2 separate regions of the Homo sapiens genome follow, and region 2 is linked to region 1. The links are chromatin loops, found by intact Hi-C in ENCODE. Cell type or tissue: HepG2. All regions are shown on one strand. Links, peaks and the distances in the headings refer to the core of each region. The heading gives the core; the rest is flanking DNA.

Region 1 (12,297 bases), core at 2,619-10,618:
TTTCAAACTCAGAAATTCATTCCATATTGATTCTGTTTTTTCATAACATGCCAAAATGAAATTCTAAAAACTCAATGTTACCTCTTCAGAGAAGCCTTTATTCTCTCTGTCCCTCCAGACTATAAATGGTTTCTTTCTGTGTTCCACCAACACTTGGCTTATGACTTTTTTTTAACATTGCCACATTACTTTCTAGTTGTTTATTTGTATCAATCTCCAATTTATACACTATGAGTTCCTTGAGGGCAGGGGCCCCTTCTGGTTCCTCTTTTCTAGCCCATAGCATGGTGCCCAGTACATAATAATATGTTCAACAAATGTTTGATGATTGAATATATGCAGAAAATTTAAATTATGAGACAGTGTAAATAAATAAAAAGGAAAAGGAGTTTACAACATATAAACACACAGCCAGCCCAATCAAATGATTATCTATCTATCGTCTTCTCTTTATCTCTCAGAAAAGTGTCAGGCATTTTGATTCAGAAATTCTAAACAGCATGCAGCCATAGCCACCTCAGAAGGACCTGAGCTGAGGACACCACCTGAGGATTATGGTTGTTAATAGAATTATTTTTAGTCCCTCTGTTTAGCTGAATGCATTCCTTTGTGGGGAATTTAAAGTGCTTCATTCACATGTCCGCTTAATTGTCACAATCCTGTGGCTGTGTAGGGACAAGATTAGCACTGCATTTCATGAATGAGGAAGCTGGAGAAGGTTGACTCATTCAATGCCACTCAGGTAGCTCTTAGGAAAGAGAAGATTGGAAATGCTTTTCTTATTCTTGGTGTTTCTGCTGTGTGGAACTGCCACTGATTTTAGCATCAGAGTAATCAAAGCTTGACTGCCACTGAGAGATCCAAACATTCACAAACCTGAGAGTCTTGGTGGCTAAACTGCCACAACCAAGAACATACTGAGTCAGATCCTTTTTACCTCCTAATATGTGAGGCCTGAAGCTCAGTTTCTGTGAATTCCTTCCTTGGAAACAGCTACATAATTTTCAGGGCCCTGTGCAAAGTAAAACTGCATGCTCCTTGTTCAAAAAGTATGAAGAATTTTAGGAATCTTTCTGCAGATCATTCAATGAAGCATGCAGGGCATTTCTGAGGTTCCTCATTCAGGCAAGTAGCTTTTTTCTTGCTCTTCTATCATCGCCCAGATCTTCATCAAGTTTTACTGAACTATTACTCCTAATATCTTCTATCTTCTTTACTTGTTTTCAGTAACATTATTCAGTGAACCTCTATGCTGGCATTGGGATGAAATTCCTAAAATAAAAATCTGTTGAGGTCATTACCTTGTTAAAAATCTTTCAAAGATTATTTCTTATCTCCTGGGTAAAGTAAAACTTCTTATGCTTCTCTTTCGGTTATTTACTGGCATATAAAAAAACACCCAAAACTCAGTAGCTTAAAACAGTCACTATGTATTTGCTCACAATTCTGGGTTTGGCAGTTGAAGAAGAGATCAGCTGGGATACTTTGTCCCTGCTCCCTAGGGTATTGCTGGGCTCACTTATGTATTTTGTGGTCAGGTGACAGTTCAGCTAGCGACTAGCTGGTCCCAGATGGCAGTTGACTAGGGCTTTCAACTAGTGTGCCTCAGTTTCCCTCCACATGGGCTCTCCAGCGAGCTGGCTGGGATCTTCTCATAAGGGAGCTGGATTTTAAGATAGTAAAACTGAAAGCTGGAAATGCCTCTTGAGGCTTCAGCTCATAAATTGCACAATGTCACCTCTGCCACATTTTATTCATCAAAACAGATCATGAGACCAGCCCAGATTCAAGATGTTGGAGAAATAAATTTTACCTCCTGAAGGAAGGAACAGCAACATTACATTGCAAAGAGGATGTCTACAGGGTTGTGAGAAATTTGTGGCTGTATTTTGTAATACCTTAGTAACACCTTGCCTTGCATTCTTCATGACCTACACTTACTGACCTTTCCTTCTTTGTCTCCCGTTACTCTCAAAACACAATATTGTTTTGGTAATTATGATGATAATGATAACAACAACAGATACAGACATTGATATTATCTTTGTGTCAGGCATCATAGCTCATGTGCATGTATCATGGCATTTTATCCTCCAAATTCCCTATAATGCAAGTAAATGGATATTTTATCCCCATTTTAGAGATGAGGAAACCGAGACATTCAGGAGCTTACTAGGTCTCACAACAAAAAAGAACCTAAACTGGGATTCAAACTCAGGTATGCATGATTCCGACATTCGTTAACATTGTATCATGCCACACAGCTATACCAAAGTGTTTCTCTTACTTAATGTGTACTCACATGCCTTTATGACATTCACATGCTATTCCCTTTGCCTGAAAAAGCCTATATCTATCTCTTTCCTTGTCTTCCTTTTCTGTTTCATCCCCTTCTTCACACACAACAGAAAAGCACATACACAACTCTTTATGAAAACGTTTCTGATTCTCCCAGGCAGAGTTAGGTGTCCCACTGTGTGCAGATCTGCTTATCTGTTTCTTCTTGAGCATTTACCTTTTGACATAGGAATATTGTCTTATTTTTCTTTCTTTTTTTTTTTTTTTTTTGAGATGGAGGCTCACTCTGTCACCCAGGCTGGAGTGCAGTGGTGTGATCTTGGTTCACTGCAACCTCTGCCTCCCGGGTTCAAGTAATTCTCCTGCCTCAGCCTACTGAGTAGCTGGGATTACAGGCGCGTGACACCTCACCGGCTAATTTTTGTATTTTTAGTAGAGACGGGGTTTCACTATGTTGGTCAGGCTGGTCTCGAACTCCTGACCTCGTGATCCACCCGCCTCGGCCTCCCAAAGTCCTGGGATTACAGGCGTGAGCCACCGCACCCAGCCTAAATATTGTCTTATTTTTCTATGCAACTCTCAGGATTAGTATTTACCTTATAGTCATTGTTTAATAAATGATTATTGAATGGAACTTTTTAAAGCATGCTAACTTTGATAATAATTAAGATTATAGTCAGGCTTGTTGATAATTTTTACTGAAATAAGCAATCGAAGTAGTTGAAATAGCCAAAACAATTGTCCATGTAGAGTTTCAGACAATCTTTTGCCGGTGCCAGTTGCATTAGACCATTCATTCATTTATTCAATTATTCAGGCTTTTACAGGACATTGTGTACTTTGACAAGGCATTCATGCATTCAGTCACACATTAAGAAAATTAACAGATGTAAAAATGAACCAGTCTTATGTTTAAATAACACTGGATTTTCTATTTTGCTTTGTTTTGTTTTTGTAATCAATATAAACTACAGTCTAGATTAGCTAACTTAACACCCATTCCCAACCCTGTTCTTTGCTTGATTACCTTCACTATCGAGGCTATAAATACTATGTACTCACTTTCTTAGCCTCGCTTGCAGATGTGGGTAGTCATGTGGTACAGTCTTGTCAATGACACATAATTTGAAATACGTTAGAAATTGTTTTGTGAAAATTTTATTTTCCTCTTTAAATAAAGACTAGACACTCATTTCCCTTTCTCCCTGCTGTGAGTACAGACATAGTGCCAGGAGTTGTAGCAACCATCCTATAACCATGACAAACAACCATCATGCTATGCACTGCAAAGTATTAAGACAGAAAAAAACTAAATCCCCCATGACACAGTTGAGCTGCTGTATAAGCCTCCTGACTCTCTACATACAGACTTTATGCCAAGTGAAAAGGGAGAGCTCTATTTGTTTAAACCACGATTGGTCAAATTTTTTTCTTACTTGTAGCCAAATATATCCCTACCTAAGGCACATACAGTTTGGCAATACAGTGTGGAAATTACCTAAAAGGATGTGTGTGTTTTGGGGGAGGGGATTATTTTATTTAAACAACAACAGTGTAACATGAGTCTATAAGGGCAAAGATACTTGTTTTGTTTTGTTTTTATTCACTGTAATATCTCCACAACTTAGAGTAGTAACTGGCACATAGTAGGCATTCAATAAATATTTGCTGGCTGAGTTAATAGTATAAATGAGGAGCTGCCTCTTGAATTGTGTATCCTAGCTTCGCTTCTGCAAGGTGTATTTTAGCTGTATACCTTAAATGGCTTTCTGAAACCTAACAGCAACAAAAGTTTCATGCAGCCTCTGACCATAAGAAGAAGCTTCAGGCATCCTCAGAAGAAGTCAATAACTATAAGAGCTTCTAAATCTGGTGAAATCCTATTCCCGTTTTATTATAATATCATAAAAGTCAATTTAAGGGGATACCTGCAAAGGATCTGAAATCACAGCTATAGTGATGTTACATTTGACCTGGGTTCACCTGCTGCATGACTCCGTGTGCACAAATCCCTCATGCTATCTCTCCGACAGGATGTGATCTGGTAAGGAGGCTTTGGAAATGTAGTCATAACATTTGCAGTTTATTGCCTTCTCTCTGTATTCTTCATCAGAGAGATGACAGAGGTTCATGAGGCAGAGAAGTGTTACTTGTTGAACTTTGGGCTTTATGTATGTATACGCAGGTATTTTACTATCTTTCGCATCCAACAACTCTCACTAGATCAGAAGCAACAGATGACATTTGAGTGAATTCTATACTTAAATAATTCATCATGATGCATTATTTCTTCATCTATCTTCAAGAGATATTTTTTAAAGAAGGATCCTTCCTCTTGTTGATCCACTCTAACAAAAATATCTTGCTTTATTTTCAGCACGTAATAGGTCTTTGAGAAAATACTTGTTGTGTGCACAACTAAATTATAAGCTGTCAATGTAAAGAAAAATATGTTAATGTTAATTTAAATAACTAAGAATGAAGTTCATTATCGTGTCAACAATTCATTTGTCACCTTCTGAAAAAAATATTGTCAGAATCACTATTATTCCTCCTTATTAGAGATTTCTAATAAAAGGTCCATGATGATCCTTTAAAACTAGTCCTTTGCCTATCTTCATAACGACTTTTGCTTTATAGAAAACAATACTAGTTATGTGATTCAAAGTGGATTTTTCTTCTAGAATAGTCCTGCCTATAATGTCCAAGGAAGAGCAATTACTCTTTCGAGAACCATCTGAACTAGTCCAACAATTTGCTTGAGGAAAGCTTGAAGTATTAACCTGTTCTCACTTTGTTTTTTAAAAATAAAAACACATGTGGTAGTAAGAATTCAGTTTCCATGAATGTGCTGCATGCTGGTCAGAAGACATGAAGTCCTTAGATTTTTTTATAAGAATTAATACGCATTATGAAGGCCTTTTAGTTCTCCATTTACCTTGGGAGCTCACTAGCTCTAATAAGTGCAATAGTAAACTTTGACATTTCTCTAAATTGTGCCAGGATGTTAGCTATGAGAAACATGTTTGGAGGTTATTTGCCTCATTTTTCTCCTTCCTTTTGCTTTCCACTCAGTTTTCCCCACCTTGCACACAGGTCTGTTTACCTAACTTCGGAGAATTTGTGCTTGGTTTGCTTCAGCAAAGAAGTAGTTGGATTCCTCTATTGATTTTTGACCCCCATTCTAACCTCAACCATCACCCTTCTCTAGCCCAAGGGAGACCTGAGCTTTGTTTTTAAGGGAAAGGGCAATGAAAAGTCAACGCACAGGTCAGGGACAGGCAGTAATGAAACACTGGGATCAGGTGGCAGCAGCTTCAGCTCCTTTCACAGGACACTGAGCAAGAATGAAGACTCAAGGACACCATTCAGAGAAAAGCAGATGGTTTGTATCAAGCGCTTGGTTATGCTCAATCTCCTATCAGCCATTGTTGTCTTGCAGAAACATTTCCAGCTACGCAACTGGCCTGTTTTATGGAGGGACAGAGCAGTTTATGGTAGAGATGCTCTGTAAACTATTTTTATAACCTTGAAGGACATTAGATATAATCTATGAAGCAATGAAAGGTATGAGTGTTTTGGAGATTATCCCCCAACATTAGCTTCCCAGGAGTACCCCTTTTACAAGTCTGTGGTTTATGCTCCTTTGGGCATGGATGTCGGATCACTATTTTGGGAACTGACAACAATAACAGCCAGCTTGACTGTGTTCATACTCTCGAGTGTATATAAGCATCCACAAAATTTGGCTTCTTAATGTGAAATGACACCTGATATGAAACTGTCCCCTAAGAAGGTGTCAAACACAAAAATTCAACGGAAGCTAGGAAGCATGCGTCCAGCTGAATGTGCACACTGAGAAAAGGCTTTTTCAAATGTAGTAAAAGGAACTAATACAACTGAACTCTGTAATGAATTTAAATCTAATACAAGTGAACTCTGTAATGAATTTAAATAGTCTACCGTATGTTTTATTAGAAGAATGTCATTTGGGGCTTGGTTGGTGGATAGAAAGTTTTCTAGAGGCCGTGTCAAAAAAAAATACAAAAATATATAAAAGAATTTCTGATGTTTATTTAGTGTTTGTGAAGGTCCAGATACTATGTTAAATATTTTTCAAGCCTCATAGGTTCATAATTAAATTCTTTAAGGAAAGAAAGCACTATTATGATCTCCATTTTACTGTAAAGGAAATTGAAGTTTAGAAAGGCCAACTAACAAATGAATGCTTAACCCAGGTCTATCTGAATCTAGTGCCCTAAAATCTTAACTGATAGGCATTGTTGAATATTTACCTATGATTTCAAAGCCAGGCATTATACTAAATGAAACTAAGAGATAATAACCTGGAAAATGTGAATAGTCAGAACTATTCCATTAAACAGCCAGTCAGAGTTGAGTTATACAAGGATTCAAAGAAATGTATATGTGTGCTTCACACAGAAATTAATTTCGGAATGGCCAGTTTGTCAAAAATGATAGCTTTTTTTTTTTTTTTTAAACAAGAGTCTTGCTCTGTGGCCCAGGCTGGAGTGCAGTGGCATGATCTCAGCTCACTGCAACCTCTGCCTCCCGGGTTCAAGCAATTATCCTGCCTCAGCCTCCCAAGTAGCTGGGATTACAGGTGCCTGCCACCACACCAGGCTAATTTTTTTGTATTTTTAGTAGAGACAGGGTTTCACCATGTTGGACAGGCTGGTCTCCAACTCCTGACCTCAGGTGATCCGCCCACCTTGGCCTCCCAAAGTTCTGGGATTACAGGCGTGAGCTACCGTGCTGAGCCAGCACTCTTTTTGAAATACTAATTTTTAAAAATAGATGAACTGTGCCTTTTTTCTTCTTTTTTTGCATTTTATCACAAGCTCATGGATCTATGCTATACTACAAGCCCATTTCTTTCATCTATTCAGTGGTTTCTGATGACCTAACACTGTTAGGTAAAGGTGCATGTGTTGCCAGTAATTTTCTCACCAAGAATTACTTTAACTTATGTGGTTAAAGGTGTCAATACCTTCCCAGGAAAAGCACTGAGTGGGTTAGTGGAAGGCACACACTTATCAAGCAGCAGTTCTTGAGCAGCAATGCTTGTTGTAAAAGTGCTAATATTTATTTTCCACACTAGAGGACAGTGCTTGAAAGAGTAACAGTCCTTACCTCAAAGGTTAGGCAGCACCAAGACTGGAACAATCAGACCATTATTAGCTTCCCTAACCCACGTGCAGAGCACATAAAGATTTTATTTCTTTGGGAGAAAAAAAGAGAAATAAATATGTTTGCTCTAACATGCGGCAGTAATCAATGATGATGCTGTATTAACTTCCTGGGCACAGAGAAAGAGAAATGCCAGTAAAATTTACTAATTAGAATTGCCAAAGAATGAATGAAAGAAGACATCTTTATAAATGCACATGAAATCCTTTCACAATAAGCTCTTAAAGAAAGAATTTTTGTTGAAGCTGTGACTAAATGCTCAGAAAAATAATCTGATGTTTTGGGTTGATTATCATTAGAATTCAGTGATGAAAAACTTATTTACGTAAACATCTTGTTTTCTCTCATCAGTATAATAGTCATACATGCTGTAGGGTACAAAATACAAGGCCCAAAACATATATGTAATGTTATTTGATGGTTAAGTTTTGCCCTTGGAAGCAGGAGATGGGTGTTGGAGAGGGAGTGGTTAGTGGTGTTTGAAGATGGATTTCAATACTATAGAAACCCCTTTTGGTTTTACCTGCATGAATCTTCAAGCAAGAGTATCACTAACTACATAGACTGTCAAAAGGGAGGCATTGTTTCCTTAAGCCATAATTAAAGACAGTCCCTCGCCTTGACGTTTGCTTGAACAAGGACCATTGGGACCCTGAGGGATTAACTCAGCATTCATACTTTTCAAAAGGGGCTGGTGGGAGTAAGAAAGAGGAGGAATATGAGAGACTAATGAAAGATTTCATTGAAGGGCACCAAATCCAAGACTTCTCATTGTTCCTGGAGCCAGCCCAGGTGATTCACCAATCAGCCAGTGGAAGGGGCTCTGTTTTACTGAACTGAGGTGGGTGTAGTAACCTCTACTTTCCCATTCTCAACATCTGACCCTTTTCTACTTCACTGTTACCCTCATCTTCTGTTTATATTGATTGCCTACAGTGTCACAGAATTGAAAAATACTGGGGAGCCCAGCACACTCCTGGGTACTACAGCAGATTACACCAATTTTAAATCTTCTCCCTGCCCTGAAGGATATATGGATACACTCGGTAATAGAAAAGCTTACCGTCTAGTGGAGAAGATGCCCCGATACCCAATCAACCATCCCCTCTCCTAGCGTGAGAACAGCCCTATCTGAGCAGTACTAGGTATTCACTCCTATTCATTTTCTACCCCTGACTTGAGGACACAGTCCTGGGGACAGTGACCCCAAGATTTCTCTCTTTCTTTCCTTCCTTCCTTCCTTCCTTCCCTCCCTCTCTCTCTCCGTCGCTCCCTCTCTCTCTTTCTTTTCTTTGAGTCTTGCTCTGTTGTCCAGGCTGGAATGCAGTGGCGCTATCTCAGCTCACTGCAAACTCCGCCTCCCAGGTTCACTCCATTCTCTGGGACTACAGGCGCCCGCCACCATGCCAGGCTAATTTTTTTTGTATTTTTAGTAGAGACGGGGTTTCATTATGTTGGCCAGACTGGTCTCAAACTCCTGACCTCGTGATTCACCCACCTCGGCCTCCCAAAGTGCCGTGACCCCAAGATTTCTAACAAAAATCACCACAGTCTGGAATATCGAGAATTTTGTTCAGCCCTCTGTAGCTATGTGACCCTGTACAGCCCTGCCCAAGACAACTAACTACTCTGTACAACACAGTTTCCTCTTTGCAGAATGAAATTACAGATGTAACCACATCACGGGATTAGTGTGTGAGTGGAAAGGAAATAAGGGTGGGAACGACCCTGATGCCCATCACAGAGCTCTTTCTGTTGTGGATCCTTCATGAGCTCATAAAAGTCACTAATTTCAAAAGAACAGGCTTTATTCAGCCTTCATTTGGGATGTACAAAATTTTGGCCCCGGATGGAGACCTGATTATTTACATTCCAAAGGATCTTCAACTTTAAAACCTTAACATAGCATTTTTTTTAAAATGAATTAGCTGGAGTTGTAGAATACTAGATCTGGTTTAGATTTTAGAGCTGTTTTAGGTAGTCTCCTGGTGATCCACCTCCATATATAAATAAGGAAATAGCAATTGGGATGTTTTCCTTGGGCTAAGAGCAATTTTTTGGAAGAGCTAGTCTTAAAACCAAATCTTCTGATTCTCAGCCCTGTTGGTTGGTCAGCTAATAACTGTAAACACGAGATTAGAATCAGACATATATAATGATAAAGTGGCCTAAAACCATCACATTATTCAATGAGATTTGCTTATTAAAGAAATCTACATTGCATACCCATTCAGAAATATATTTATAAGAAATACTGAAGTACAAACAGCAAGAGGAACCAAAAATGTGTGCACAAATGCAACCAACATCAATATGCCATCACCAGCCATCCAGGTTATTTCTAGTCTTATCAAAATCAACATAGCAATAAAATGTCTCCTTGTCCTTTCAACCTCCTTATTAAAATGCATTAAATTTGTTTTTTTCATACATAGAAAGATAAGGTTATTAATTACAGGAACTGCTTATCAGCAAAATGTAAAATAGCAGGAAAGTCATTTGATGGTTTAGCTAAGAAGAAAAAGGAATAATGGGAAGAAAGAAATTCAGATGAAAGAAGTTGAAGGAAATGAATATTAAATTCATATTCATAAATGATTTAATTTTTTAAATTGAAACATTTCCTAGAAAGAAATCACATATTTTAAAAGAAAGTCGATTATGAAGTATACAAGTATATATATATGTATGTAAATTGCCATTTAAAATTAAAAGAATAAACTGTTGTATATTTTACTAGACCTTTTACAAATAAAAAGGATCACCTCACCTCCAGAATGGTCCTGGCAGGATTGCAGGTAGCTGGGGTCAGCAGAGGTGTGAGGGAGAGGTGATCTCGGCATCTACTCCAAACGCCTCGCTTTGATTCCTATATAACCTTGTTGATAACTGGAGTTTTGGGGAATCTTAGGTTTTAAGAACTTCATTTCACAGGTACTTAAAATTAATATCCTGCAAATAGAAGGTAGAGGATTACCTTCTCTTCAGAAAGCAGAAAAATGGAGCAGTCAATTCTATCAACATAGCCTGTATTTGGAGCACGGCTTTTAAACAGACAGCCAGGTCTCTGCTGTTGTGTTGTCTTGCCTGTCAATCAAAGTGTTTGGGAAATGGATTCTCAACGTTATGTGTCAGTCAATAACCTCAGTCTTGAAACAGAAGACCATAACAAGACTGGATTTATTTGCATTTAATTTCAATGAATTTACATGTCATGGTCACAAGTTTTAATTTCCTTCACAAAATAAATTAGTGAAAGTCACTTGTACAGTATTGATAGGAACAAAGATTTTCAGCCTAATTTATCTGAAATATACATATAAATTTAGTAAATTTAAACACAACCCCTAATTTAGAGGAACAGATAGACACTAGGTATTTGGGAGCCATTATTCTTTTTCATTTTAGTAGGAAGTAATTTTTTTCTTTTTTCTTTTTTTTTGAAATGGAGTCTTGCTCTGTCGCCTAGGCTGGAGCGGTGCAGTGGTGTGATCTCTGCTCACTGCAACTTCCACCTCCCAGGTTCAAGCAATTCTCGTGCCTCAGCCTCCCGAGTAGCTGTGATTACAAGCATCTGCCACCACGCCCAGCTCATTTGTGTTTTTAGTAGAGACAGTGTTTCAACATGTTGGCCAGGCTGGTGTCAAACTCCTGACCTCAAGTGATCTGCCCACCTCCGCCTCCCAAAGCGCTGGGATTACAGGTGTGAGCCACTGCGCCACTTTTCCTCAAGTACAAAGTAATATATTTAATATTTGGTGTTGATGAAGGAGGAGTTTAAATTCACAAAGCCTTATGGGGAAGCAGCAGCTTTTGTAGAATATAATATTCTGTTTATATTACCTATCAATCATCTATCTACCTATCTTCTATTTATTGAGTAGTTTTCCAAAACCTTTTCAGCTATAGAACACTTAAAAAAAAAAAAAACTCATCTGAAAAAGTCATATTAAAAACAAAGGTGTTCTGGCTGTGTTTGGGGTGAAGCCCGTGCCCAGGCCCACTCTGCTGCATCCTCATTTGTGGGTTGAAAGGAGAGACGTGTGTTTCTGGGAAAGGGGCAGTACTGGCTGAAGGAATTGCTGTGACCCCATGGCAGCTGCCCTTGGCAATCTCAGGAGGAAATGCCTGCAAACCAGGCTGTGTAACAATAGCCAAACAGGCTGCTTTAGCCTTTGCCAACACCAGAAATAAAGAATTCATTATGACTAATTAATTAATAAAATATGCAATGCTTCCTTTAAGGCTGTCCTGACTGGAAACACTGTAACAAAATTAGCAAACACTCTAAACCATGAGTCCCATGTGTTAAACATCCCCCAAATCATATCTGATAAATAAAAAAGCATACCTTCTAAGCCAGTGAAGGGTCGAATATTTCAGGAAGGATCCATTGTTAACCAGTTGAAAATACCTCGATTATATTCCATACTGCAGTGGGAAGGAGTGATTTACTCTTACTTTATTGGCTTGCATTTTAATTTGAATCTATTTTTAAAAACCTACTTTGGTTGTGGTTCAATACTTGCATAGTTGGCCAAGTGATGTTTAATCATGCATTTGAGTCGGTTGGGGACTGCAAGCTCTCAGAGGACGGGACTCAGCTGCTTAACTTCAATCCTCTGCCAACTGCTCTATGTTGTCAGGTGCCTAGGGATGGCCTTGCAGCCAGAGCTTTTTCTGTGGCTTCCTTTTCCTCTTCATTCTATCTCTAGTCCCCATTCAGACTTTTTAATAAGAGCAAACTACTTCCCTCGGTAGAAAGATTCCATCTGCAGAATTTTCCTG
Region 2 (12,297 bases), core at 2,554-10,553, 430 kb after region 1:
TCTGTGTGTGTGCATGCACGTGTGTGTGCATGCATGGGTGTGTGTATGTGCAACCTGAAATGCATATTAAACTGGGCATCCTGCATTTCATCCAACCAGCTCCGGTTTCCCGCTGACCTCAGGCCCTTTGTACTGCTTGTTCCTGCTCTCTGAAACACCCTTCCTCTGATACTTGTGTGGTTTGCTCTCTTACCTACTTCAGTCCTTTGCTGAAATGTCACCTTCTGGGTGAGGCTGGCTGTAGTCACATGAACAATTATAATCTTGTGCTTCCTATCCCCTTTCTCTGCTTTATTTTTCACTCATAATTTACTAACATATTGTTGGTCTCCACCAACCACAGGTTAACTCGTGGAGAACAGGATTGGTTTTGTTGTTCTACTTTGCTCACTGCTGTATCCCCAGCACCCAGAGCAATACTGACACCTGGAAGGTGTCAATGAGTGTTTGTTGAATGAACGAATGAGCGAATGAACATCACAAAGCTCTTAATAATACGTGGCCAACAACAAATTGCTACTGATTCAAAGATTTTTATACTCTACTCGCCATCCATTTTGTGACAACCAAATAATCCCAACCCCTCCCAAAAGAGCAACCCCAGAATAAATCACCTTTCTTGGCTACCCACAAAAGAGATTTTCTCATTTGATATTGATTTTAAACAAAACCACCAACTTCACAAAATGCATATAATGAATTGGCTTACTTTACTTAGTGCTTTATAGTTTACAAAATATTTTTACCACATGAACCCCTGTCAAAGGCCTTAGATGCAACAGAACTAGATTCAAGAGGAACAGTTTCACAATGGAAAAATCTGGATTCCATGATAACAACTGCATTTGCAAAAACGGTAATACCTAACCCAGAATAATTCAGTACAATGCCTACTATACTCACCCTGCCGAAAATGTCCTCTAGAATCCAGCTGAAATTGCTGATGTAATAACTTGTGAAAACATATTGGCAGAATATACTTCGATTCTGTATGTGTATATGTGTGTTTATTGTGTGTGTGGCTTTAAAAGACAAACAGCCTAGCTCACATATCCTGAATAAAATGAGCTCAAGTAATTATTGAACTTGTGTCAGTTTTATAATCATCAAAGTCTCTTCGGTGTTTATATTAGAGCGTGAGAAAAGTATACATTGTTATGTGTTTCAGAGTGAACCAATGTACTGCCCCTCTAATTTTCCATCAGAGGGAGGAAAAAAGTCGTCTAGAAACTTAACTCTTGTGCATACTGCAAGCCGGGTTCCTTGAGTGCTTCTGGGAAAAACTGGTGGACACAGGTGTTCCTTAGACTGTTAATGCAGAAGTGGTTCTCAGCCTCAGCAACTCACTGCAATCACCTGGGGGTGGTTAACAATTACTGATCCCTAGCCCTATCCCAGCGTTTCTAACATAATTGACTGGCATGCACCCTGGACCCTGGAAGTTTTCAAACCTCGTCACCTGAGTCTAAGAAACAGCTGAGGTTGAGATTACTGTTTTAAAATCTTCAAAAAAATGCACAGCGAAATAAATAAATCTTTTTTAGTTTCCTACAATAAGCCACGTTTCCAGGTCTTAAAACTCCTCTCCAGAATACAGCACAGCAGATGAGTTTGAAAGGAAAAGAAAAAAACTCTCAGATTTTATTGAAAAAATCGATGTGTACTGTTTGAGGTTGGGGGAAAATTCAGGCTTTAATATAAACAAAGGCAGTCTCAGTACAGCAGCCCTGGGAAACTCCCCAATTTAACTTAGCCTTTCAACGATTCTCATCTGCCATAACTGTGGCAGCAGGAATAATAACTGACAATGTACTCTTTATTCACACCAAACACGCCAGTGGACTTCAAAAGGAAATCAACATTTACAGTTTAATTACTGTTTATTCCCTGTATTCAAATCAGCTTTCTTTGGCTACCCCCTTCTAAATGCTCAGAAGGGGATTTAATCATCTGATCTAATTTTTCCAAAGAATAGAAAGTTATCATTACGACAGCACGCTGAAAAAATAATTAAACAAATGCAAAAGAAAGTGTAAAAAATATAACTGCATTGGGTATTTCTGAAGACCTCTGTAAGATAAAGCAGTTCGTTTTTAAGGCAATAATTTAGGGGTTAAAAAGACTGATTCCTACTTTTAACGGAGTTTAGACTTCTGTCTGTGCTGGCAGAATGAAGTGCATTAGTGAAAAATGTTATTGTGCTTAAAGTCAATGTGGCACCACCTACATCAGTGCTGCCTAATAGAAAATTAGGCCAGCTGCTTATATAATTTAAATTTTCTACTAGACACATTAAATTATAAACAGAAACAGGTGAAATTAATTTTAGTTATTTAGTTTTAACCCAATATACCCAAAACATCATTTAAATATGAAATCAATATTAAAAATCATTTATAAGTTATTCTACATTCCTTTTTCTTTTTTGTACTAAGTTTTTGAAATCTGGTATGTACTTTATACTCATAGAGCATCTCAGTGCAGATTTAGTGTCATTTCAATTGCTTATTAGCCACAAATGGGTGGTAGCTACCATATTGGATAGTAGGGGTCTACACAGCAACAATAGTCTGAGAAGTAAAGAAAATGTTTTCCCTTCTGGTTCTTTACTTTTTGGCAAAGCACTTTTAGCTGGGCTACACAGAAAGCTGGGCTTCCTACACTTTGACATTTTCTGTGGCTTTGCTGGAAATGGAAACTATAGTTTGGCCCTTTTCTGCACTACCAAAATTCATGTAGCTTTACATATATATATATATATATATATATTTTAAGTTCTGGGATACATGTGCAGAACATGCAGGTTTATTGCCTAGGTATACACGTGCCATGGTGTTTTGCTGCACCCATCAACTCATCATCTACATTAGGTATTTCTCCTAAAGCTATCCCTCCCCTAGCCTCCCACCCCATGACAGGCCCCAGTGTGTGATGTTCCCCTCCCTGTGTATCATTGTTCAACTCCCACTTATGAGTAAGAACATGCTGTGTTTGGTTTTCTGTTCCTGTATTAGTTTGCTATGAATGATGGTTTCCAGCTTCAGCCATGTCCCGGCAAAGGACATGAACTCATCCTTTTTTATGGCTGCATACTATTCCATGGTGTATATGTGTCACATTTTCTTTATCCAGTCTATCATTGATGGGCATTTGGGTTGGTTGCAAGTCTTTGCTATTGTGAACAGTGCTGCAATAAACATATGTATGCATGTGTCTTTATAGCAGAATGATTTATAATCCTTTGGGTATATACCCAGTAATGGGATTGCTGGGCCAAATGGTATTTCTGGTTCTAGATCCTTGAGGAATCGCCATGCTGTCTCTTCCACAATGGTTGAACTAATTTACACTCCCACAAACAGTGTTAAAGTGTTCCTGTTTCTCCACATCCTCACCAGCATCTGTTGTTTCCTGACTTTTTAATGATCGCCATTCTAACTGGCGTGAGATGGTATCTCATTGTGGTTTTGATTTGCATTTCTCTAATGACCAGTGATGATGAGCTTTTTTCATGTGTTTGTTGCCCACATAAATTTCTTCTTTTGAGAAGTGTCTGTTCATGTCCTTCGCCCACTTTTTGATGGGGTTGTTTTTTTCTTGTAAATTTGTTTAAGTTCCTTGTAGATTCTAGATATTAGCCCTTTGTCAGATGGATACATTGCAAAAATTTTCTCCCATTCTGTAGGTTGCCTGTTCATTCTGATGATAGTTTCCTTTGCTGTGCAGAAGCTCTTTAGTTTAATTAGATCCCACTTGGCAATGTTAGCTTTTGTTGCCATTGCTTTTGGTGTTTTAGTCATGAAGTCTTTGGCCATGCCTATGTCCTGAATGGTATTGCCTAGGTTTTCCTCTAGGGTTTTTATGGTTTTAGGTTTTACGTTTAAGTCTTTAATCCATCTTGAGTTAATTTTTGTATAAAGTGTAAGGAAGGGCTCCAGTTTCTGTTTTCCGCATATGGCTAACCAGTTTTCCCAGCACCATTTATTAAATAGGGAATCCTTTTCCCATTTCTTGTTTTTGTCAGGTTTGTCGAAGATCAGATGGTTGTAGATGTGTGGTGTTATCTCTGAGGCCAAGCAAACTTAATAGACATCTACAGAACTCTCCACCCCAAATCAACAGAATATACATTCTTCTCAGCATCACATCGCACTTATTCTAAAATTGACCACATAATTGGAAGTAAAACATTCCTCAGCAAATGCAAAAGAAAGGAAATCATAACAAACAGTCTCTCAGACCACAGCACAATCAAATTAGAACTCAGGATTAAAAATTCACTCAAAACCCCACAACTACATGGAAACTGAACAACCTGTTCCTGAATGACTACTGGGTAAATAATGAAATTAAGGCAGAAATAAATAAGCTCTTTGAAACCAGTGAGAACAAAAACACAATGTACCAGAATCTCTGGGACACAGCTAAAGCAGTGTTTAGAGGGAAACTTTTAACACTAAATGGCTATAGGAGAAAGTGGGAAAGATCTAAAATCGACACCCTAACATCACAATTAAAAGAACTAGAGAAGCAAGAGTAAATCAAAAGCTAGCAGAAGACAAAAAATAACTAAGATCAGAGCAGAACTGAAGGAGAGAGAGACACGAAAACCCTTCAAAAAATCAATAAATCTCCAGGCGCGGTGGCTCACGCCTGTAATCCCAGCACTTTGGGAGGCTGAGGCAGGCAGATCACCTAAGGTTGGGAGTTCAAGATCAGCCTGACCAACATGAAGAAACCCCGTTTCTACTAAAAACACAAAATTAGCTGGGCATAGTGGCACATACCTGTAATCCCAGCTACTCGGGAGTCTGAGGCAGGAGAATCGCTTGAACCCAGGAGGCAGAGGATGCAGTGAGCCAAGATCGCGCCATTGCACTCTAGCCTGGGCAATAAGAGCAAAACTCTATCTCAAAAAACAAACAAACAAACAAGCAAACAAACCAACAAACAAAAAACAATGAATCCAGGAGCTGGTTTTTTGAAAAGATTAACAAAATAGACCGCTAGCCAGACTAATAAAGAAGAAAAGAAAGAAGAATCAAATAGACACAATAAAAAATGATAAAGGGGATATCACCACAGATCCCACAGAAATACAAACTACCACCAGAGAATACTATAAACACCTCTACACAAATAAACTAGAAAATCTAGAAGAAATGGATAAATTCCTGGACACATACACCCTCCCAAGACTAAATCACGTAGCTTTTCATCAGCCATAAAGAAAGAATCTGATTGAGCCTGGTTTCAGGAATCCCTGAAAATTAACGATAATTTTATCCAACATATAACCTATCCATGTAGAACCAGTGTCTTTGACATCTTCTTTCCCTTTGTTAATAATATTTGTTGATCACACTTGAATGGATCACTCTATCTTTAATAACTGCAGTATATGAAAAATGTTTGCTCCTACTTCACAGGCATTTGAAAGAAGCTTAAGACCTTTTCATGATCCCAGGCGGCACATTCACAATATTATACAAGATCCTGACAATAGACTCAAGCCTCTTAAGCAATGCAAGGGACTACCATTGTAGACAATGTTTTTATAACACCAGAGACACTTGAGCCTATTCTTAACTTTCAATGACCTTTCCAACAGGACTTGTTCAAATTTAACCTAAGTCAACTTTCCATAGTATCTAGAAGAGATCCATGCAATCTTTATCTAGGCCTCTCTCCACACACTCTTTGAAGTTACATTATTTCTTAATCACTCTTCAGCCATTGGTAAATACACTGCCTTCTCCAAATCAAACAAAAAGTCTCCATGTTCTCCAGCTAGTGGATGATGTCAGAAGAAAAATTGAAGGAAACGTTTATATTTATGCCACAAGTCAATACATTGTGACCTTCACTTTAGCTTTCAAGAAAAGCAAATCAGATAACTAGAAATGGCGTAGTTTGTCACAAGAATGTATTTCAAGAACTCAGTTATCAGTTTTGTCATTTTCTAATATCACAGGAGTGTAGTCATTGTGTGCTCTGCAAATATAATTTGCCTTCTTTGCAGTTGCTTCATTTTTCCATGCACAGAGCTTTGCATTTGAAAGTATCTTTGCACGATGTAGCAGAACCCTGTTAAAAAAGATTAGAAATTCTAAAGGCTAAAGGACACATCTTTTCCTCTTCTCTGAAAAATGCAGACTCAACATTAGAGAAGGGCCAGATGCGGTGGCTCACTTCTGTAATCCCAGCACTTTGGGAGGTTGAGGCGGGTGGATCACCTGAGGTCAAGAGTTCGAGACCAGCCTGGTCAACATGGCAAAACCCCCATCTCTACTAAAAATACAAAAATTAGCCAGGTGTGGTGGCACACACCTGTAATCCCAGCTACTTGGGAGTCTGAGGCAGGAGAATTGCTTGAACCTTGGGGACAGAGGTTGCAGTAAGCCAAGATTATGTCACTTCACTTCAGCCTGGGTGACAGAGCAAAACTCCTTCTCAAAAAAAAAAAAAAAAAAAAAAATTAGAAAGGATTTGTATTTTGACATATGCAGTGCACATAAAACCAGAATAAGAACCTACCATGGATTCCTAGTACATCGTGTACTAGGAACTCCCCCTGTAGTTTCACCTCACACAATCCACGATTTTATCTCACTACTTGCTGTCATGTAACCTCCCCTTTGAATGGGATGGCTTTTTCACTGTCCCTTACCCCACCTCCCTCCCTCAACTCCCTACCCTTCCCACCATATACTTATTCCTGCATGCATGCCTTTGCCCATTGTTTTCCACTCACCTAAAATACCCTCAACCCACAAGTAAATCCATAAATATATTAAATATAGGTGAAGATGCTGCACTTTCTACCTTATCTCTTCTAGATTTAGGCTTGCAAGGCTAAATTCCCCAGGCTTCTTTATCCTGAATGATAGCAACCACTGCTTTACTTGGCACTGTAATCAAATTAGCTAGGATTCGCAAATGAATGCTTGATTGAATTGGAAGAAACACTTTTTCGTCTCAGTCATGCTTTATATTGAGCGCTTTATTCAAGGGAAAAAAATTAATTGCATAAGCATAGGTATCTTTTATGTGAAATGTCTGGGGATTTTTATTGTGGTAAAATATATGTAATATCAAACTTACCATTTTAACCATGTCTAAGTGTCCCGTTCAGTGGCATTAAACACAATCAGCTTGTTGTGCAACCATCACCACCATCCATCTCTAGAACTTTGTCATCTTCCCAGACTGAAATTCTATACATTGAAAAGCAACTCCCCACTCTCCCCTGCCACCACGATTCGATTTCTGTCTCTAGGAATTTGACTACTGTAGGAACCTCACATAAGTGGAATCATACAATATTTGTCCTTTTGTGTCTGGCTTATTTCACTTGGCATAATGTCTTCAAGGTTCATCCCTGTTGTAGCATATGTCAGAACTTCATTTCTTCTTAAGGCTACATAATATTCTATTGTATGTATATATCACATTGTCATCCATTCATCTGTTGATGGACATCTGGGTTGTTTCCACCTTTGAGCTATTGCAAATAATGCTGCTGTGAACATTGGCGTACAAATATCGATTCAAGTCCTTGCTTTCAATTCTTTTGTGTATATACCCAGAAATGGAATTGCTGGTTCATATGGTAATTTTTTTTTTTTTTTTGAGACAGTCTCACTCTGTCTCCCAGGCTGGAGCACAGTGGCATGATCTTGGCTCACTACAACCTCCGCCTCCCGGGTTCGAACGATTCTCCTGCCTCAGCCTCCTGACTCACTGGGATTACAGGCACACTCCACCACACCCAGCTAATTTTTTGTAGTTTTAGTAGAGAAGGGGTTTTTACCATGTTGGCCAGGCTGGTTTCGAACTCCTGACCTCAGGTGATCCACCCGCCTCAGCCTCCCAAAGTGCTGGCATTACAGGCATGACCCACCGCACCCAGCCTCATATGGTAATTCTATGTTTAATGTTTTGATGAACCATCATATGGTTTTTCACAGTGCTGCACTCTTACATTCCTTCCATCATGTGCATATAATTTTAAATTATAGCAAAAGATAAATATAAATGTAGATCCTCACTCATTGACACTTTGCTGTTTTTAATCACTGTTTAGGGCAGGTGCAGTGGCTCACACCTGTAACCTCAGCACTTTGGGAGGCTGAGGCGGGTGGATCACCTGAGATCAGGAGCTCGAGAGCAGCCTGGCCAATATGGTGAAACCCTGCCTCTACTAAAAATAGAAAAATTAGCTGGGCATGGTAGCAGGCACCTGTAATCCCAGCTACTCAGGAGGGTGAGGCAGGAGAATAACTTGAACCCAGGAGGCAGAGGTTGCACTGAGCCAAGACCATGTCACTACACTCCAGCCTGGGCAACAAGAGCAGAACTCTGTGTTAAAAAAAAAAAAAAAAAAAAAATTACTGTTTAGTTTCACTAGAATAGTACCAAGAGATGGTAAAAATACCACTCATCCTGAGCCTTTCCCAGAACTTTGGCATTAAAGGGGCTCAGAGCACGTTAGCATCAAACACTCTTCTTGCATGCAGTCTTCTTTGAAGCAACTTTATCTGAGACAAAATTATCAAAGAAAAGGCTCATTTGCCCTTTGAAGATTCCTCTGAACAACTTTTGCTTCCCATCTCCCTCACAGCAAAGTAGAATTCCCATAATTTATTAAAACAAACAAAAAAATTTTCAGAAGTTTCCATAGCAGCTTGCTATTAAATGTTCATGAATAGGCTTTTTTTAAATCTGAAAGGTATTCTATTTCCCTCCTCCCACTATCTCCCACTCCAATCAATCTTGCATCTGCTAACAATTAATTGAATTTAGTTTTAAATACTAACCACATTAACTGCTTCTTATTCAGCTTTGGCACAGAAGTAGGATGTTACCAAAATCCCAGCTGGTAATCAGAAATTAACTTCTTAAACCACATGCAGCAAGACACTAAAATCATATAAAGGGAGTTTTCAAATATCTGCCTTGAGCACTTCCCATTTGTATTTCTCTCTCCTTTCACTCATATCTTGTATTATTTTAGGGCTATACCACAACATGTAGCACTTAATTCTATTCCATATTATTATTCCCTTGATTTGTGTATTGTCATTTGTCTTCCCAGCTACGGTGTAAACACTTTCAAAGCAGGTTCTGGATGTTATGTTTCTTTTTATTTCCTATCTGCATCGTAACACAGCACTCACTTGTTGGTCCAAAGAACATACTTGTCTGGCTGATTCCTTGAGGTTCACAGTGGCTCACATTGTGAGTGCTCAATAAAACATTAAGCAAAATCATTCACTAACATGGCAGGAAAAAATTAAAAATTAAGAAAACATTAAGCAACAATCTTTTTGTCCATAGGTTCAACTAAATCATCCTTGAGTTTCACACTTTATTCAAGTATCCTGACTCTCTAACTCCAGTATCTAAGTGAGTGATCTAACCACACTCAGAGTGACAAGGCAAGGACACAGGTGAAGCATGCTTCTTGCTCTTACACCTTATGTGTGCTACATTCCTGAAATTATTTAAATACATTTCACCCTGTCTTGAAATCACCAGACAACAAGAAATCAAGCAGCACATGGACAGCCAGGGAGATGGGAGACACTTAACAGTGCAACCAGTAATTCTACAGAGGAGGCCCGGTTTTAGGTGAGGAATAAGCCTTCAGCAAGTCCACTTTATGAGCAAGAAAAGCAGCGGCAAATGCCATTACACATATGACTTCATGATCACAAAAGCGAATGGAAACTGTGTATACATTTCATGCACAATCTTTTTGCCCTCAATGTGGTGAAGCAGCTATTCATAAATGGAAAAAGAGTTCATCTTACAGCAAATAATGACAATGATAGTGACAACAGTGATCATAGCAACTACCGAACACTGAATTTGTACCAAGCAATTTGCTAAGTCACTTTCTTGCAACACCTATTTTATTGGCAGGGTTACTTAGATTAAATATCATGGCCACTTACTTAGGAGTAGTCCTGGTATTAAATCCTAAATGTACTGGACTCCAAAGTCTGTGTCACATGTTTTATCCATTAAACTAAGCCAGAGGGTCACTGAGGATGTCCCCCAACTTTCCCTTTTCCTCCCAAAAAAGACTAGCACTTGTCTAATGCCCTTAAAAAATCTGGTTAGTGGCCTGGTGTCTCGAGAATTTGTCCAAAGTACTATGAGAACATCACCTACCCCCAACCCCTCTTTTTTTAAAAATTTTGTTTAGATACAGGGTCTCACTCTATCACCCAGGCTGGAGGGCAGTGGTGTGATAATAGCTCACTGCAGCCTTCACCTCCTGGGCTCAAGCAATCCTCCCATATCAGCCTCCTGAGTAGCTGGGACCACAGGAGAGCACCACTGATCCAGGCTAATTTTTAAATTTTTAGTAGAGACAAGGTATTGCTATGTTTCCCACACTGTCCTAATCCTAACATAACTATATAATTTACTATCTAAACTAGGTCTCTATTATGTAGGACAAATGTTAAACCAACTGAGTCAAGAGAAAAACAGGCATTAGCCACATTGTCCAAAGCAAAGTAAAATCTACCTACATATTAGGTTTTTCCTCCTTAATCCAGCTATTTCTGATAGCAACACCATAAATTAAGTGGCTAATTATATTTGAAGTACTAAATAGCTAATGTAGTTCTTTAAAGCAAGGTCAATTGAACTATAATTTACACAATAAAAATTAACTTTATTTAAGTATACAGTTTATTAATTTGAACCATCATAAAGAGTTGTGTAACCACAACAATCAAGATATAGGATATCTCACCATAAAAGTGCCCTACATAGTTCACCCTCTCCCCACCCCATCTGTCCCTGTAGTTTTGCGTTCCCCAAATGTTATATCAAAGTAATCAAATCATGTAGCTTTTGAGTTTGGTTTCTGTCAGTTAGCACAATGTATCTGAGATGTATCCATGTGGTTGTAGTATCAGTAGTCCACTCCTTTCTATTGAGAAGTAGTCTGGATATACTACAAGTTGTTCATCTATTTCATTCACCAGTGGATAGACATTGGGCTGTCTTCCAATTTTCAGGGATTATGAATAAAGCTGATGTAAACATTCACATACAGGTTTCAGTGTGGGTATATGTCATTATTTCTCTTGTGTAAATATCTAGAAGTGGGAATTATGGGTTATATGGTAAGTGTACATTTAACATATAAGAAACTGCCAACTATTTTTTCAAAGTGCCCTTCCTTTTTTGCATTCCACCACCAATGTATGAGAATATCAGTAACTCCACATCCTTGCCAGCACTCCATGTTCTCAGTTTTTTTAAGCCATTCTAATAGGTATCACATCGTGGTTTTAACTTTCCTTTTTTTTTTTTTTTTTTTTTTTTGAGACATAGTCTCTCTCTGTCACCCAGGTTGGAGTGCAGTGGTGCAATCTCAGCTCACTGCAACTTCCACCTCCCAGGTTTAAGCAATTCTCCTGCCTCCGCCTCCCAAGTAGCTGGGATTACAGGCACATGCCACTGTGCCCGGCTAATTTTTTGTATTTTTAGTGGAGACAGCGTTTCACCATGCTGGCCAGGCTGGTCTCGAACTCCTGACCTCATGATCTGCCCACCTCCACCTCCCAAAGTGCTGGGATTACAGGAGTGAGCCACCATGCCCGGCCTAACTTTCTTTTTTTTAATGACTAATGATGTTGAATATCTTTTCACGTGTTTATTGGTCATCTGTGTATCTTTATTGATGAAATGTCCATTTAAATCTTTAGCTCATGTTTGGATGTTATTATTGCTTGTTCTATTTTTATTAAGTGGTGAGAGTCTGTCATATATTCTGGATAGCTAACATATTTTTTGAAATTAAAAACTGTATGATTGCTATCTGTTTCACAATGGAAATATACTTAACACTAATGAACTGTACACTTAAAAATGGTTAAGATGGTAAATTTTATGTTATGTGTTTTTTACCCCAATTTTTTTTTAAAGTGTATGATTGCTGAATTTCACTCTAGAAGTCAGATTGCAATGTGCGCTTTTCCAGGAAATCATCCAAGAAGCCAACTGCTAATATTGCCTCGTACCCCAGAATCCAATGTCTACAACTCTAGAAAGGCCAGAGAACTGGTCCCAGGCCCAGCCAAGATGAGTTATTCTTGGAGATCCAAGGATGATGAAGCACATGGGAAATTCCTGGTGAAAGGCATGGTGGGATATCCAAGATTATTACTGAAAGGCACTATGGGATATCCAAGATTGTTAGTGCAAGCTTGAGTGATATCCAAGACTCTTGGTGCCAGATACTGGGAGATATCCAAACATCTGTGAAATCCA

The links. Peaks named below come from ENCODE experiments on the same cell type or tissue, not always from the same donor. Only the 100,000 strongest peaks of a DNase experiment are listed, where the experiment ranks them.
Region 2: it touches region 1 in a loop (9-fold over the local background); 1 of 110 quality-filtered maps calls a loop at or near these places.

What each region holds. Positions count from the first base shown.
Region 1 is chr12:75,552,940-75,565,236 of GRCh38, forward strand. LOC105369844 (a long non-coding RNA gene) reads right to left here. Exons shown (of 16, transcript XR_007063375.1): 11 at 11,861-12,297; 12 at 10,280-10,461. Among named protein-coding and RNA genes, the nearest start is that of KRR1, 47 kb to the left of the region's middle. In HepG2, for the core only: a CTCF peak has its summit at 7,432; DNase peaks (open chromatin) are centred at 3,762, 5,532 and 7,432.
Region 2 is chr12:75,984,818-75,997,114 of GRCh38, forward strand. No RefSeq gene overlaps it. Among named protein-coding and RNA genes, the nearest start is that of PHLDA1-AS1, 40 kb to the right of the region's middle. In HepG2, for the core only: no CTCF peak of the experiment used is centred there; a DNase peak (open chromatin) is centred at 5,794.